Linked DNA regions of Homo sapiens: all the other regions are linked to region 2. A link is a loop called in an ENCODE intact Hi-C map of the cell type or tissue named here. Cell type or tissue: mammary epithelial cell. All regions are shown on one strand.

Region 1 (2,500 bases), 420 kb after region 2:
TCCGAATCCCCCCACCACACCCACACACACACACACACACACACACGCCTTTTGCATTTATCCCGGGGTCCTCCAGAGGGACAAGGAAGGGGCTGATTCAGTGACCCCTGAGCCCCGCCTCTCAGTCCCCAGACTTCAGGCAGCCTGGGAAGCCTCCGACCTACATTCAGATGCCTAGGGGTTCTGGGAGGGGCGCTCAAAGCTCAGAGGCCTGAATTCAGCACCCTGCTCAGGCTCTTTGAGAACCGCTGACTTGAAGTGGGCCTGCTCGCTTTGCTAAACAAATATGGGTAACTCTGGTCTTCCAAAAAGAGCTCACAATTCTGTCCTCCCTGGAAGCTACAATTCAATCATCCTCTTCCAAACGTCCAAATCCCAGCTTCAGTGAGGCTATCTCACACAGCAACCTGCCTGGGAGTGACCTGCATGCAAAACTTCAAGAGTTTGAGGGAAACTTGAGGGAAACTTGCAGAAACCAGCTTGCCAAGGAAAAACGCTCCCAGTGCGTTCAATGAAAAAGCAGGCGACCCAGCTAAATGAGTAAACTGACCCAATCGGGGGGATGAAAGGGAACGTATATCTATGCAATGACAATAAATCGTGGAAAGACATATTAAAATACAAAAGCCATTTCTAGACGCAAAATCATGGATGTGTTTTATTTGCTTCTTTGTGTTTTCTGGTATTTTTACAAAACTGCACTGCAGAATGTTTGGAATCAGATGAAAAGTTCATTTCTGAGAAGCCTCCTTCTTTTCTCTTTTAAATTTTCTTCTTTTGCATTCCATTTTGGCCAGCTCGCTTGAACTCTGCGTTCAAACGCCTTTCTCTCCCAAGCAAAAGCTCCAGGAGGAATCTTCTGGAGCAAAGTTAGAACCGCAGGGAAGCTTGAAAAGAGGAAACAGACCAGCCTGGCCGGTGGAGGTTAAATTAAACTACAGTTCTCTAGCAGGCCTCGGGCTTGGTCAGGAGCTATTGGTAAGACGGCAGAAACGGAGTACAGGCCAATAAACAAATCAAAACAAAAACAAGAAGCAAAGAAAGAAAGAAACATGTTTTAAGAAGAATAAAGTCATTAGGTGGCAAGGGGCCTCTGCAGGACCATCCAGGCCAGGGAGAAAAACACCACCAAGGACCCAAACTTCTTTCACTGGGGAGCTGCAAGCAGGAGGCGCTGGCTCTGAGCAGTGGCTTTGTGCTTCGGGCAGAACCGGCCGCGAGGGCTGCGCCCCACCAGCCGCGCGCCGGGAGGGCGGACGCGCCGGGCACAGCCAGGCGCCGGGGGTGACCGCGGCAGCACCGGCCCGGCGGCTGGAAGCAGACGCGCCGCTCCGCCCGCGCCCGCGCCCGGTGGAGCCACAGCGCCATCAAGTGGCCACTCGGCGAACGGCCGCACGGGGAAGCGGCTCAGGCCCAGGGAAGAGGTCCAGGGTTCCCAGCCGCAACTGTCCCTGGGGAAGGGTCTGGACCTGCCAAGCTGCCACTCCAGGGCCTGAGGCAGGAGCCTGCAGACGGACACCAGCTGTCCAGGCGCACTCCACCACCCAGGGCTGCCCCAGAGGATGTTCGGGAATCCTGTCTCCTCCTTCGGGAGAGAGGTTACTTTTGCAGTCCCAGGCCCATTCTCTTCTCCAGCAACTTGCTCACAGTTTAAAAGGTTTGGTTCTCAGAGAGTGGCGCCAGAGCAAAGGGGGCATCTCGCTGCTCTGGGGCATCCTGCAGGGGATGGCGCAGATCTGGGGTCCATGTCTGTGAGCGGACACCATTGGAACATGTGTCTAGAGAATCTGGGCGGGATCACTGCCCACAGCCCTTCAAGGCCCACAAACCTACAACACATCTCTCCTGGAAACAGCACGTGATCCCATATGCCCCCTGGTCTTTGGGTACAAATTATGGGGTGACTCAAGAAGAGAGCACGTGATATGGTTTGGCTGTTTGTTCCCTCCAAATCTCATACTGAAATGTGATCTCCGGTGTTGGAGGTGGGCCTAGTGGGAGGTGTTCGGATCATGGGGGTGGATTCCTCATGAATGGTTTGGTGCTATCTTCACAGTAACGAGTGAGTTCTCACTAGAACAGTTCATGTGAGCTTGGCATGGTGGCTCACACCTGTAATCCCAGTACTTTGGGAGGCCACGTCAGGTGGATCCCTGGAGGTCAGAAGTTCGAAACCAGCCTGGCCAACATGGTGAAACCCCATCTCTATTAAAAATACAAAAAAATTAGTTGGGCGCGGTGGCACGCACCTGTAGTCCCAGCTACTCGAGAGGCTTGAGGCAGGAGAACTGGTTGAACTTGGGAGATAGAGGTTGCAGTGAGCCAAGACTGTGCCGCTGCACTCTAGCCTGGGTGACAGAGCAAGACTCCATCTCAAAAAAAAAAAAAAAAAAAGAAAGAAAGAAAAGAGTTCATGTGAGATGTGATTGTTTAAAAGGGCCTGGTACCTTCCCCCATCTCTTGCTTTCCCTCTTGCCATGTAACATGCTGGTTCCCGTTT
Region 2 (2,500 bases):
TCGCCAGGTAAAAGGAACCCCATCAGCTCGCATCCCTCACCCCCATCCTGAGCACTGAGTGTTTGCGAGAAACTCGCCCTGCGCCAGCAACTCTGGGCTCCGGTCTCAGCTCCCGCGTAGACGCGGAGGAGAGATTGGCGGCCCCCGCTGGGGAAATTGAGCCCGGCGCCGGTCCGGGACGTGCAAGAGGGGGAAAGGGGGAGATCCCAGACCTCGGTTTCCCGAGGGCTTCCCTGGGGAGCCACTCGCACCTCTGTGTCTCCGCTCCCGGCGGCAGACCTCGCGGCGCTTGCTCAAGAGCGGGTATCCGAAAGCACGTCCCGAACACGGAGAAGCGCCCTCCGTCTCCTGCCTCGTGACCTGCGCCCTTTCCCTCCCTCACCGCATCAGATGGAGGACCCTGGCTCCTTTCGCCCCTGGCAAAATGCTCTAGCCAACACTGGGTCAACAGCCTTAGTTTCCAGATCTGTAACCTGAACATCAGGAGCGGGTTCCTTTCCTTCTACCTGTGTCTGAGGTCCTCTGGTCGGGGACTGCGCGCGTCTTCCCAGGTCAGGGAGGAGGGGTCGGGGCGACCTGAGAAAGACACAACGAAGCGAATGGAGCCCCTGAATGGGGAAAGGGGAGTGGACACCAGGAGGCCCCTGCAGAAATGCAGGACCGATCCACTCGCGAGCTGACAATGCCACGCGCTAGACTTGGCCTGACGGTGGCAACGCTTGGCACCTGGGGGATAGGGGCCTTCTCCTGGCCTCAGTCCCCAAATTCTGCGCAGAATAGAACGGCTGGCATCTCAAGTGCTCTTTTTTCACCCGGATCTCTACAGACACAAGTTCCCTCACTGAGCTGCGCAGAGGTGGATCCGCACAGGAGGGAATATCGCGTAGGAATTCCTGCAAATATAAATCTCAGCAGCAAAGCAGTCCAGATTGACTGGAACACACCACCCCCAGCCACCACCATCCAAGTTTTCCCTGGTTCTCGGAGTTGGAAACAGTTTCTGGGCTTTTGGCGCCCCCTCTGGATACAGATGAAAACTGCAGTCCATTTTTAAGTCGCCTGTTCATAAGTTTTCAGGAAGATGTAAAATTCAAAAATGCTTGCATCAAATCAACGGGAAATGTATAAATCCCCGTCGTTTATGATGTAAAACTCTACATATTAGTATCTTATTGCATAATTGCATTAAAAGTATATTTATACATATACGTATATATCTTGACATATATTTAGTGAAATATTCCAAAATATCTTAAAGTCATAGCCCTCTTCACTGACTTTATTCCAGCAAACATGGTAATTACAATATCATACAACTAAGTACAGACGACCTGGCTAAAATGTCTGCCCGATGGTCTCCGAGTCTCCTGAATCAGGTGTCTGAGAATTACACAGTTATACTGTACACACAATGCCCTTCTACCCGGGACACAGAAATAGGTCCACACTACGCGGACTTTTTTCTCCTAGGAAAGGACGATGCTGTTCTTACACTTTCTGAAAGTAATCACAGAGCCCTGGATACGAAGCTATTGTATGCAAATCTCTTAAATTTGTAAACGAGCTATAGGGCACCAGAAACATCCCATTTGAAGAAGTTACATTCGTTAAAAAAAAAATGCTGTTGAACAAGGCTGTAACTTACTACCTTATGAAGAGTTCCATTTCCTATAAGAAATGTCGGGCTTCTTCCGAAGACAACGAGAGAAAACAAGATTTTAAGAAATTCTCCCGGAAGGACATTGATTTGGATCTTGTGATAGTGTCCTCACTTCGCAAATTAGAAAGGGAAAAAAAAACTAGTTTTTATTATGATGTGGGCCGATTCACCACAACAATAATTTAATTGAGGCGAATTTTTGCAAGAGCCCAAAAGGGTGGGGGGGGGGGGGGAGTTTAAAATTAAGAGTTTCCCAATGCTGTGCGTTTATTTGGGATTCTGAAAGCACAGAACCCGCAAGCGACCAAGACTTTTCTTCTATCCCAGAGCAGATAGCTCCGCACTTACCCAACCTGGCTCTAAGCATTTCGTGTAAACACAAAGGTTGTGCTCAAATCACACTTGAAATACATGAGAGACACCACCAATGCCTCCCCCAGAACTCCCAACTACATGCAGGTCTGAACCGACCGGACTAGAGTCAGAAGCACCGGCGCTTCACCCCTTCAGGTGTTTCGTAAATGCCAGCAAAAGCAGGCAAGCAGCATGACTCCGCCAGAGTGGAGCGTTTTGTCTGCGGTGGTGCCCATTTGTTTGGTCTTTTACAAACCAAGTGACCGGCCTGGGCCTCGCGGCCCGGGACAGCCGCATTGGCAAACTTCTATCTCTCAAAGCCAGAGCAGTTAGCAAACTCTCCCCCAGACAGGGCGACTCGGCTGACGTTTTTGACCCGGCCAGGAGGCAAAGACCAAAACGTCAGAGCAGTAGCCCTGTTACTGAGGAGCGTCGGCAGGGTCGCGGGTAGAGGGGGCTGGAGAATGACTTGTCAGAGCTCAAGGT
Region 3 (2,500 bases), 1.5 Mb before region 2:
TGAATGAGTGAAATAAATAATTTTGTCTTTCTGTGTATATTTATGCTAAGCATATAACAGGGTAAAATTAAGAGGCGTTATTCTTATTTACAAGTAATTACAAAAGGGTGGGTTGGACAACTTAGTTTTTGTGAGTTAAATATAAAAGTAACAATGTATTCTCACTAGGTGAGAAATCATAATTTGCCAGACAAATGGTGTAGACTCTGAATACTTGGAAAGGTATAAGTCACTGGGGACTAAAGAGATTGAGTCTCCCTAAATACAGGCCTACATTTGGACACTGAAATGATGTTGATATATATATTTTAACATGTCATTCTGTCTTTTAATCTCCTTATATGTAATACTTGTTTCCTTCTTCCTCCCATTCACCTTTTTCTTTAAGTAGCAGTTTGGTCACTTAGCGCTTGACTCATTCAAGCCGTTGAATGACAGCACCATGTTAGAGATGCCCAAAGGTCAACCAGAAAGAAACAAAGACGATTTTGTTCCTAGATTTATAGTTTTAAATGAACTCAGCATAGTTTTAGTCTATATTCTCAAACATTGTCATTTCCCCAATATTCTTAAAATCTTTCAAACCTTGAAAGTCGGCACATAAGAATATAATGATTGTCTCATACCTACACATAGCGTATTCACTTTCTTGTTGATCATGTTATTGTTCTATTACTATCAAAATAATCATTGTGGAAAGGTATGAAAATCTGACACACTGAAACAAATGAACCAGAAGAGATTAAGAAGACATCATAGAAAGTGCAATGTGCTAACTTGGACTGGATCCTGGAACAGAAAAGTGGAAAACTGGTGGAAAAACTGGTGAAATACAAATGAGGTCTGAAAGTAGTCAATAGAAATATTTAATAGTAATGTAACCAAAGTCAAGTTCTTAGCTTTGACAAATGTTCCACAGTCATGTAAGCTATTAGCATAAGTGGAAGCTGGATTATACTTATACGTGAACTCTGTTTTATTTCTGCAACTTTCCTGTAAATATAAAATTATTCTAAAAATAAAACGCTTATTAAAAACTAAATATAAATATATTTTTCAGTAAGTATACTGAAGTGATTTCTAAATTAATTATATTATTATTACATCAAAAATGAGACTTTTACTCATCTTGTTTTGTTTACTGCGGGTAGCACATGGAAAATGCTCAAGTCACTGAATTATAGAGCACCAATGAATAATTTTCTTTAGTTTTCAATATGAGAAGAGTGTATTCTCCACTTCAGCCACCAGGTGGAAGTATCAGCACATCAGTTAAAATCAGTTCTTCATTGGGAGGTTTAAAAACTACCCTTGGAAAACAAACAGTTTTTAATGTTATGATATGATGTTATTATACACAGTAAGAGGAAGAATTCCCAGTATTATGATGAAAATCAAGAAAGATATAAATTGGCTGTGGACAGGACTCCAGGATACTGAGATATCCAGAAATAAAGTGAAAAAAAATTTTACCATTTATTTAAACATTTCCAGACATGGATATAAGTGCACATGGATAAAAGTTGAACAGGTAGCAACATCTGGAGACTTAACGGACATTTATCTTAGCCCAGACATAAGTGTAGCATGCAATGTCTGAAACTACCAAGGCATGGAAAGCTAAACTGATCAGTATGATGCTGTCAGTGCTTTCAGTATGGGTGATATTCAAAGTACAGGAGAACCATTTAGACTAAATGCTACCATTTAATGGCCCAATCTGCATTCTCCCTGCTACCATCTTGATGACACTTTCTACCATTCAGGAAATGAAAGCACTTTCTAGTGTCACCCAGTGCAATATCTAATTAGGAAGGCAAATTATAAAAATAAAAATGGAACTGCAGTGTCTTTCTATCCAAAAACGAGGCTTGCTTTGTAGTTTCTAATCCATCAGTTTCTTTCCTTACTTTGAATAATCAGGCATTTGTTATGTCTAATTTTATGTCAATCACATTCTCAACTCTCTGTATAAACTCTTTCAATAAAGATTGATACAGGTATGAGAAGAACCAGAATTTTTTCAAAAATATTATATTAGACACAATTTAATATAAGGTGAAATCTATTGATTCAGTCACAGTTTGATCTGTTATTTTCACATACCACATTCTGTAAGATGCTCACAGGCTACTGAAATAAATAATGATTTGCCTTTTTCCATTTTCTGAGTTATACAAGTTTTTAGAGATGTGTCTTGTGTAAAGTGCATCATTGCCTGCTTTTCAATTAAAAAGACTTTTGAGGCCTGAGAAATTAGACCAAAAAAGGATTAATCATAATAATCTTTTAAATAGAGAACACCTGCCATCAATATTTTAGAAAGTATCATTCTAAAACTAAAACTTCTATTACTAAGAGATTATAATAACAGGCAACCCTACTTATTTCTAAGAATAGGGTCTACATGTTTTTACTTATTGGTCCACATATTCTCTGCAATTAAAACTTAGACAACATTTGAGTAATGTTGTCCATGTTGACTGATGACCACAGACAC

Evidence for each region. A loop is a pair of places that touch in the nucleus more often than their neighbours do. Peaks named below come from ENCODE experiments on the same cell type or tissue, not always from the same donor. Only the 100,000 strongest peaks of a DNase experiment are listed, where the experiment ranks them.
Region 1: a loop joins it to region 2, with 6 times the contacts of the local background. A loop is called at or near these places in 51 of 110 quality-filtered maps.
Region 3: a loop joins it to region 2, with 17 times the contacts of the local background. A loop is called at or near these places in 23 of 110 quality-filtered maps.

The regions. Positions count from the first base shown.
Region 1 is chr17:72,539,143-72,541,642 of GRCh38, forward strand. All of the region lies in intron 1 of LINC00673 (long intergenic non-protein coding RNA 673), which reads right to left. Among named protein-coding and RNA genes, the nearest start is that of LINC00673, 52 kb to the right of the region's middle. RefSeq lists a silencer at 1,211-1,460. In mammary epithelial cell, a CTCF peak has its summit at 1,382 (motif pointing left); a DNase peak (open chromatin) is centred at 1,349; H3K4me3 peaks cover 146 bases; H3K27ac peaks cover 902 bases.
Region 2 is chr17:72,117,766-72,120,265 of GRCh38, forward strand. It overlaps a transcript of SOX9-AS1 not described here. Among named protein-coding and RNA genes, the nearest start is that of SOX9, 2.0 kb to the right of the region's middle. RefSeq lists enhancers at 1-552, 1,918-2,418. In mammary epithelial cell, a CTCF peak has its summit at 1,019; DNase peaks (open chromatin) are centred at 76, 276, 956 and 2,266; H3K4me3 peaks cover 2,276 bases; H3K27ac peaks cover 2,338 bases.
Region 3 is chr17:70,635,471-70,637,970 of GRCh38, forward strand. No RefSeq gene overlaps it. Among named protein-coding and RNA genes, the nearest start is that of KCNJ2, 470 kb to the left of the region's middle. In mammary epithelial cell, a CTCF peak has its summit at 1,251 (motif pointing right); no DNase peak of the experiment used is centred here.